Linked DNA regions of Homo sapiens: region 2 is linked to region 1. The links are chromatin contacts, found by Hi-C or POLR2A ChIA-PET in ENCODE. All regions are on one chromosome and are shown on one strand. The core of a region is the stretch at or near the end of the contact, and the rest is flanking DNA. Distances in the headings are between cores, read along the strand shown. Region 1 holds the start of LINC02043 (long intergenic non-protein coding RNA 2043). Region 2 overlaps ST6GAL1 (ST6 beta-galactoside alpha-2,6-sialyltransferase 1).

Evidence for each region. Hi-C counts contacts between places; a loop is a spot of excess contacts on that map. ChIA-PET counts read pairs that join two places held with the same protein, here RNA polymerase II (POLR2A). Pooled maps may share reads with other maps.
Region 2: a loop to region 1 is called in a pooled map, with 3 times the contacts of the local background. The contact joins the enhancer-like site here to the promoter of LINC02043 in region 1. A Hi-C loop is called at or near these places in 6 of 50 pooled maps. POLR2A ChIA-PET finds 5 or more read pairs at or near these places in 4 of 52 experiments (WTC11, activated CD4-positive, alpha-beta T cell, activated T-cell and 1 more).

Annotation. Positions count from the first base shown.
Region 1 is chr3:186,823,170-186,827,354 of GRCh38, reverse strand. LINC02043 (long intergenic non-protein coding RNA 2043) reads left to right here and starts at 1,834. Exons shown (of 4, transcript NR_125409.1): 1 at 1,834-2,048; 2 at 2,643-2,913; 3 at 3,734-3,810. It also overlaps the pseudogene MCF2L2P1. RefSeq lists a silencer at 1.
Region 2 is chr3:186,950,892-186,955,076 of GRCh38, reverse strand. The region is part of intron 1 of ST6GAL1 (ST6 beta-galactoside alpha-2,6-sialyltransferase 1); the gene reads right to left. Among named protein-coding and RNA genes, the nearest start is that of ST6GAL1, 22 kb to the right of the region's middle. Within about 2 kb of position 1,901, at least 4 of the 41 ENCODE cell types and tissues checked have a DNase peak (open chromatin) inside an H3K27ac peak, as active enhancers do; they include endothelial cell of umbilical vein, where a contact is called at or near this core.

The sequences.
Region 1 (4,185 bases), core at 585-3,084:
GGCGACCGCAGGGAGGGCAGCTCTCCGGGGTGGAGGTCCTCGGGCGCCGCGCCCTCGCCTGGAAACCAGCCGTCGCCCCCGCAGGAGTCAGCCGGCGTGGACGCCCCAGCACGCTCCTTCTTGGTGCTGCCGGTCGCCCTGCAATTCCGAGAAGAAAGTCAGAGACGCCGTGGCCCACAGAGGCGCTTAGTTTTCCTCGCTCACACTCACGTTGCTTCCTCATCGCGTTCTTCTTTTTCTCCCTGGGTGCTTTCTCTCCTCTCCAGGAAAGCGGATTTGGAGGAACAGGTTTCGTGACTGTCATCCAACTGGAAAAGGCCCCGCGAGCTGGAAGGGGGGGCGGGGGGGGGGACGGGTGCACCCTCAGAGTTATTGCTGGAGGCTGTGGCCAGGCCGGGCAATGTGGTGACTTCCGCTGGCAGGCTGAGGCCCACCCCAGCCCTCCCACCTGGGCCACGGGGCTCTCAGCGGGAGCCCCAGTTATGACCGGACACCAGCGCACCGCCAAGGAGACAGCCACGTGGGGACATGCCGGGCTAGCAGGGTCAGAGCCACTTTGAGGACTAGTGACCTCGGTTCCCTGGCTTAACCAGGTCCTTATGGGTGAGAATCCTGAAGAGGGGGAGAGGGATGGAGGCGAGGGACAGTAGGCAGGAGGAGCTGATGAATAGGAAGGAGGAAGAAGATGAAATAAACAAGAAAGAAAGAAATTACGTTCAGAGCGCTGCTCACCTTTTCCATGTCTTCTGCACCTTCATAGCCTTCAAAGGTGTCCATGGAGCTAAACTCCCTGCTGGAGCAGCCTTGGGGAAAGAAAGGAAAGGATGGGGCCTCTCTGGGGTGGGAGGACAGCCCCTCTGCCCATGGCAGGGTGTAGCAGGCAGTGCCTGTTGCAGGCGGGGTCCTCCCCATCTCTAACTCCTGCTCTCCCAGGGCCTGCACTCCGCTGGGCTGTGAAGGGAGTCTGATTTTTTCAGGCTCTTTCCAGCGCTGAAATGCCTTAATTCACTGAGAAGAAGCGTCCACATGCTTTTCATGGCCCTACCTCCCTGTTCGTCCAAGAAAACAGTCGTCTTTTTTGCTTGCCTGTCTTCTAACCATGCCTCCGTCCCTTCTTCCTCCCCTGTCTATTTCCCACCCTCCTCCCCTTCTTGCCTCCTTTTCTTTCCCGTAATTAATGTCCATTTCCCATCTCCCTGGCAGCCTCTGCCAAGTGTCACTGCTCCCCATAAGGGAAAATAAGAGGAACAAGCAAGTGCATCCATCCCTGCCTCTCTCCGCAGTGAACTGATAAACCCATCAGTCTTGCCCGTGGTGCACCTGTTACATCCCCGGGAGGTGTTGGACACTGTGGGGAACAGCAGCCACCGCCAAATACTCAGCAACTGCCCTGTGCCTGGTGGGATGGTAGGCGTTTGTCAAAGTTTAAGCCTCACAACCCTGTAAGGGTCTCAGCCCCCTTTACAGTTGGGGAAACAGACAGCAATGGTCACTTGGCCAAGTCCTCTTGGCCTGTGGCAGGGCAGCTGGCTTCTCCAGCCCTGCTGCTCTTTACCCTCGCTCTGAGTGAGATGCGGTTTCTGCGCCACACGGCTCACAAGCCAGGGTAGGGAGCCGAGCATCTGCATAAAGCTCCCAGCACAGGGCAGCCCCAGACTGAGGCTCGGCTGAGTAATCCACGCGGCGGGAGCCGTGCTAGGAAAGTGTCTGCTCAGGCGAGAATTCAGGGAGGTTTGGGCAGGCCTTGAGGGGCGGACAGGACTGGAGAGGGAGGGCCTTCTGGGCAGAGGCATGGCGGGAGGGCTGTAGGCGGCAGTGGAGGGAGCTGCAGTTATCTGGGTGAGCAGGCAGCGGACAAGTGACGTCTCCCGGCCTGCTGCCCCAGGCCCCCCACAAGCCGCGTTCTGGGGCCGTGGCCTCCCCAGAGCAGATCAGTGGGGGCTGTGTGAGCAACACTGGGGGCAGCTGGGCAGCGCCTCCCTGGAGGCCCCTCTGAAATCCCGCCGGATGCTGGCAGGCTCCAAGGGGGCTGGACACCATCTTCTCAGGTTGAAGCAAGTCCTGGTTGAGTTCCTAGTCCAGGAGGTGGGATGGGTGAGGGGTGGAGGGCAGAGGAGAAACTGCGTCAGGGATGTGTCCGCCACCTTCATCCTCCAGACGGGACTTGGGAGCGGCTGCAGGAAACCCTGAGAGATTCCTCTTTAGGGAAGTCATCCAGCCCTGGGGTCCCCTTATGCCGGGAGCAGTGAGGACAGAAGAATGACCATCTATCTTGCTGAAAGCTCTGTGAGGGAGGAACGGAAGAACGGAGGGAGCTACGACCTTGACCATCCCCTGAGTGTCCATGGCCTCTGTGCTCCGGATGATGCCGGGGCTGCCAGGGACCACAGAGCCACCCACTGGGAGGCTGGGGGTTGGCCTGGCTCAGGGGCGTTCGTCAGCCATAGACACCCACAGCATGTGGTGGGCAGGGCTGGGAGGTGACACAGGAACTGAAAAACCTGAGAAGCTCCAGCCACTCCGCAGGGTAAGTGCCACCTGGGGTAAAATGATTAGCTGGTTCCAGCCCCTCCGCAGGGTAAGTGGCACCTGGGGTAAAATGACTGCCTGGAGCTGGCAGCTGCTTTCTCTGCTCTCCCCAGGGCCCTGCAGGGAAGCGTGGAAAGGCGGCACAGGGCTGGACCCAGAGGAGCTCTCAGATGCTGGACTGGACTGTTTCAGGGGTCATCTAGCCCATTCCCCGCCTCCAGGCGAGGATTTGCTTGAGCCTGGAAAGATGAAGGATCCTCCCAGTGCCGTCAAGCCCCGGATTCCACCTCCCTGTAGGTGGACTGCCAGCGCAGGCCCTGACAACGCAGAGAAAGACACAGGACCCAGCTGGGCCAGTGACAGCAGGAGCTCCTGGTGCCACAGGTGAGGGTGGGGACGCCTGGAGCACCATGGGGGTCCTGGTTTAGTCTACAGCAGGGTCTTAAAATAGGATGTAAGTGTTACATCTTGACACAGTGTACACATGCTGACACATATTAAAACAAATTTTACACAGCAGTATTATCCTGAGTATGAGTGACGCCTTTTAAGGAGTTTATATTCTATTAATTCCCTTTTTAAAATGCTGGTCCACATCCACTGAATTGATTTTATGACCTACTAATAATGTGTTATAACCCACAATTAGAAAGGCACCGTTCTAGGGCAGGGCAGAGGGAGACAGAAAAGAAAGAGAAGCAGAAAGGAAATAATAAGGACAAAGGGAAGGAAGAACAAAGTGAGGTCAGAGTGGAGGAGGGTGTTTTGTGGGAGGTCACACAAATGCCTGCCATGATGTCCCTTCAGCCCTCTCCTAACACAAACCACATCCCACTCTGTGTCTGCCCTTAAGTCTTTTCCATTGGACCCTGGGTTTATATTTTATTAATATAAAAGAATATATTTTTGGTGGAAGGGATATATAATAGAATATATATAATATATAGAGATAAGATAAATAGAATATATATAATATATAGAGATAAGATATATATAATAGAATATATAATATGTATAGATAAGATACATATAATAGAATATATATAATATATATAGATAAGATATATATAATAGAATATATGTTTGGTGGAAGGGCTATCTTTTTCACCTCTGTAAACCCACAGCTTCTAGCAGAAGAATTAGAATCAGGCAAAAAGCTTAGAGAACACCCCACCCCTAAGTCAAAAAAATTCTCATTTTGCAGGAATGGAAACTGTGACTCATAATAGCCAGCTAGTCAATGATTATTCCCCCCAGTCCCTGGCGCATCAAGATTTGCTGGTAGGTGGTCATAAGCATCATTTTTTTATTTCTAAAGTGAAGACAATGATATCTACTTTGGAGATTTAGTGGAAGGATTAGCAAAATGTACATCAAGAACAGTGTCTGGCCAAGGCAGGGTGTCTCACGCTTGTAATCCCAGCACTTTGGGAGGCTGAGATGGGTGGATCACCTGAGGTTAGGAGTTCGAGACCAGCCTGGCCAACATGGTGAAACCCTGTCTGCACTAAAAAAAAATACAAAAATTAGCTTGGCATGGTGGCGGGCACCTATAAACCTAGCTACTTGGGAGGCTGAGACAGGAGAATCGCTTGGACCTGGGAGGTAGAGGTTGCAGTGTGTCGAGATTGTGCCATTGCACTCCAGCCTGGGGGA
Region 2 (4,185 bases), core at 652-3,151, 130 kb before region 1:
TAAATGGTGCTGGGAAAATTGGCTATCCATACACAGCAAATTGAAACTGGACCCATTCCTTATACCTTACCCAAAAATTAACTCAAGATGGATTAAAGACTTAAATGTAAAACCCAAAACTATAAAAACCCTAGAAGAAAATGTAGGCAATACCATTCAGGACATCAGCACAGGCAAAGATTTCAGGACAAAATCATCAAAAGCAATTACAACAAAAGCAGAAATTGACAAATGGGATCTGATTAAACTAAAGAGCTTCTGCACAACAAAAGAAACTATCATTAGAGTGAACAGACAGCCTACAGAACGGGAGAAAATTTTTGCAATCTAATCTATCCATTTGACAAAGCTCTAATATCCAGAATCTACAAGGAATTTAAACAAATTTGCAAGAAAAAAAAAACCCATTAAAAAGTGGGCAAAGGACATAAACAGACATTTCTCAAAATAAGACATTTATGTGGCCAACAAACATATGAAAAAATGCTCAACACCATGCATCATTAGAAAAATGCAAATCAAAACCACAAAAAGATACTATCTCATGCCAGTCAGAATGGCAATTAGTAAAGCCGTGAAACAACAGATGTTGGTGAGGCTATGAAGAAATAAGATCGCTTTTACACTGTTGGTGGGAATGTAAATTAGTTCAACCATTGTGGAAGACAGTGTGGTGAGTCCTCAAAGATCTAGAACCAGAAATACCATGTAACCCAGCAATCCCATTACTGAGTATATACTCAAAGGAATATAAATCCTTCTATTATAAAGATACATGCACGCATATGTTCATCGCAGCACTATTCACAATAGCAAAGATATGGAATCAACCCAAACGTCCATCAGTGATACACTGGATAAAGAAAATGTGGTACATATACACCACGGAATACTATGCAGCCATAAAAAGGAAAGAGATCATGTCCTTTGCAGGGACATGGATGGAGCTGGAAGCCATTATCCTCAGCAAACTAACACAGGAAGAGAAAATCAAACACCATATGTTCTCACTTATAAGTGGGAGCTAAACAATAAGAACACATGGACACAGGGAGGGGAACAACACACACTGGGGCCTGTCAGGGGGCCTGGGGGAGGGAGAGCATCAGGATAAATAGCTAATGCATGTGGGGCTTAATACCTAGGTGATGGGTTGATAGGGGCAGCAAACCACCATGGCACATGTTTACCTATGTAACAAACCTGCACATCCTACACATGTATCCTGGAACTTAAAATAAAATAAAATTAAAAAAAAAAAAAAAACCTCTCTGTGTCTCAGTTTCTTCATGTATAAATTTTGGGTTATTCCAACTAATTTTGAAATGTCATTGTGAGGATTTTGTTAAATTCAGCCAACAAATGTGGATTATGCCTATGATACCTGAGGCATTGCTCTGGGTCCTAAAGAAATAGCTGTGAGCAAAAGAGATAACATCCTTGCCCTCATGGAAGCAAGTTCCTAGTGAGAAAAGACACAGGGTAGTAACTCAGATGGCCACCTACGCTATTGAACAGCAACAAGGAAGGATAAAAGGGAGAGAGCCAAGTCGGTGGGAGGAGACAGGCAGGAGATTATAATCTTATATAAGGCTGTCAAATGGCCTGTTTGACAAGGTGACATCTAAATAGAAACCTGAAGAAGAGACGAAAACAATAGGATACATGAAGGAAGGTGTCCTGCCTGGAGGAAGCAGTGGAAAGGCTCTGAGACCAAAGTGTGCTTTATATCTGAGGAGTAGGCTCAGTGAGGTGAAGCAGAATGAAGCGGTGGAAAAGAGCAGGAGATGAAGTCTGCAGGGTCTGAAGGCTGGGTCACACAGAATCCTGTAGGCCTTTCTAAGCTCTGAGTAAAAGAGGAAGCCTTTCCTGGTTTTTGAGCGGAAGAATGACACATCACTACAGCTTTTAAAATGATCACTCTGGTTACTGTTTTGAGAACATACCACAGGAGCAAGACTACAAGCAGGAGGCTCAGTTGTGAAACGATTCTAAGAGAAAGAACAGGTCTTCTGTCCTGGACCAACATGAATTTGATGAATTAAGTAGTTGTTTCTTAATTTATTGTGAAAGCACAGCTGACATGGTTTGCTAACAGAGTGGGTGCAGCATGAGAGAAAGAGAATTTAGAATGACTCCAGAGTTTAAGCCCTAAAAGATGGAAAGATGAAATTGTTGTCCACTGAAATGAGGATGGCTCTTTTAGGGAGAAAAGCAGCAGTTCGATTTTGGGCTTGTCATATTTGAGATGTATATTAGATGTCTAAGGAAACTTGTCAAGTAGATGGTTGAATATCTGAGCATGGAACTCAGGGGAAAGGTGTGGGTTGGAAATATAAATTGAGGGTTGTCAGGAAATTGATGATATGAGATGGCCAGGGCATGAGGAGACAGAGAAGAGGCCAAGTCCAAGGGCCACTCCCAGAGGCACTCCACAGTGACCAAGTGAAAATGAGCCAACAGAGAAGCGCTTGAACCCGGGAGGCGGAGGTTGCAGTGAGCTGAGATCGCGCCACTGCACTCCAGCCTGGGTAAGAGAGTGAGACTCCATCTCAATAAAAATAAAAAAAGAAAAGAAAAGAAAAGAAAATGAGCCAAGAAAAGGAACTGAGAAGGAGAACCTAGTGAGAGAAGAGGAAAAGCAAAGACAGTGATGTTCCAGAAGCCAAGAGAAGAAACTATTTCAAGGAGGATGGAATGGTCAATTGTATCAAAAGTTGCTGATCAGTCAAGATAGGGACTGAGATCTGACCACTGGATTTGGCAAGAGAGGATACTGGTGAGCCTGACCGGTATGGTTTTGGTGGTGTGATGGGTACAAAAGACTGATCATGTTGAGTTTAAATGAGAATGAGAGAAGAGGGAGTGCAGGGTGCAAATGCAGACAACTCTCTCCAGGAGCATAAAAATTGGCACACCCCCTCCCTTTTCACCTCCTGCCGTGAGTAAAAGCTTCCTGAAGCCTCACCAGAAGATGATGTGGGTGCCATGCCTGTACAGCCTGCAGAATCATGAGCCAAATAAACCTCTTTTCTTTATAAATTACTCAGTCTCAGGTTTTCCTTTATAGCAAGGCAACATGGACTCATACAGTAGTACCCTTATAAAAGAGGCTCTGGAGAACTAGTGAGCCCTGTTAGCACATGAGGACACGGTGAAAAAGCACCATCCATAAATTAGGAAGCAAGCTCTCACCAGACGCCGAATCTGCTGGTGCCTTCAACTTGGACTTCCCAGCCTCCAGAACTATGAGCAATACATTTCTTTTGTTTATAAACCACCCTGTTTACGGTATTTTGTTATCACAGCCTGAATGGACTAAGACAAAAGGTATGAAAGTTTTCCTCCGACTGCCATTATTTTTTCAGGTAAGTTTAAAACAAGGTATCAACTGAGAGTATGGATAGGGAAGGTGTTAGAGACTTGAAGAGAGAGAAAAAGGTGCGAAACAGTCATCTAGATGACAGAGGAATGGTCATGCTTCTCAACTATCATTCATTGGAATTAACAGCACAGGTTAACAAAGAGATACTGGTGCCCAGGTCAACCTCACAAAGACTTTGATTTCGTTAGTTTGAGAGGAATTCAGGCAGCAATACGTGTTATAATTCCCACCAGTAACACTAATGACAGCCAGGGTTGAGAACCAATGGACCAACAAAATGAAGCGACATGGCCTACAACACCAATGTCCCCTTAAGAGTCATGGCCAAGAATTACGGCCTGGCGCAGTGGCTCATGCCTGTAATCCCAGCACTTTGGGAGGCCGATGTGGGCGGATTGCCTGAGGTCAGGAGTTCGAGACCAGCCTGACCAACATGGTGAAACCCTATCTCTACTAAAAATACAAAAAATGAGCGGGTCACGTTGGCAGGTGCCTGAAGCTGAGGCAGGAGAATCGCTTGAACCCAGGAGGCAGAGGCTGCACGCAGTGAACCGAGATCACGCCATAGCACTGCAGCCTGGGGGACAAAAACAAAACTCTGTCTCAAAAAAAATAAACAAAAAAGAATTAGAGTGGGACCATTCAGGATGACACTATGCTTTTCTACAGTCACACTCAGATTTGTGGAGTAGGTATGGTGTTCAAAGAGCTGGATTTAGCCAGGGCTAAATGAGATACTTGTAAAGCATATAGCATGCCCAGACATGGTAAGAGTTCAGTAAATGAAAGCTTCTACGTTT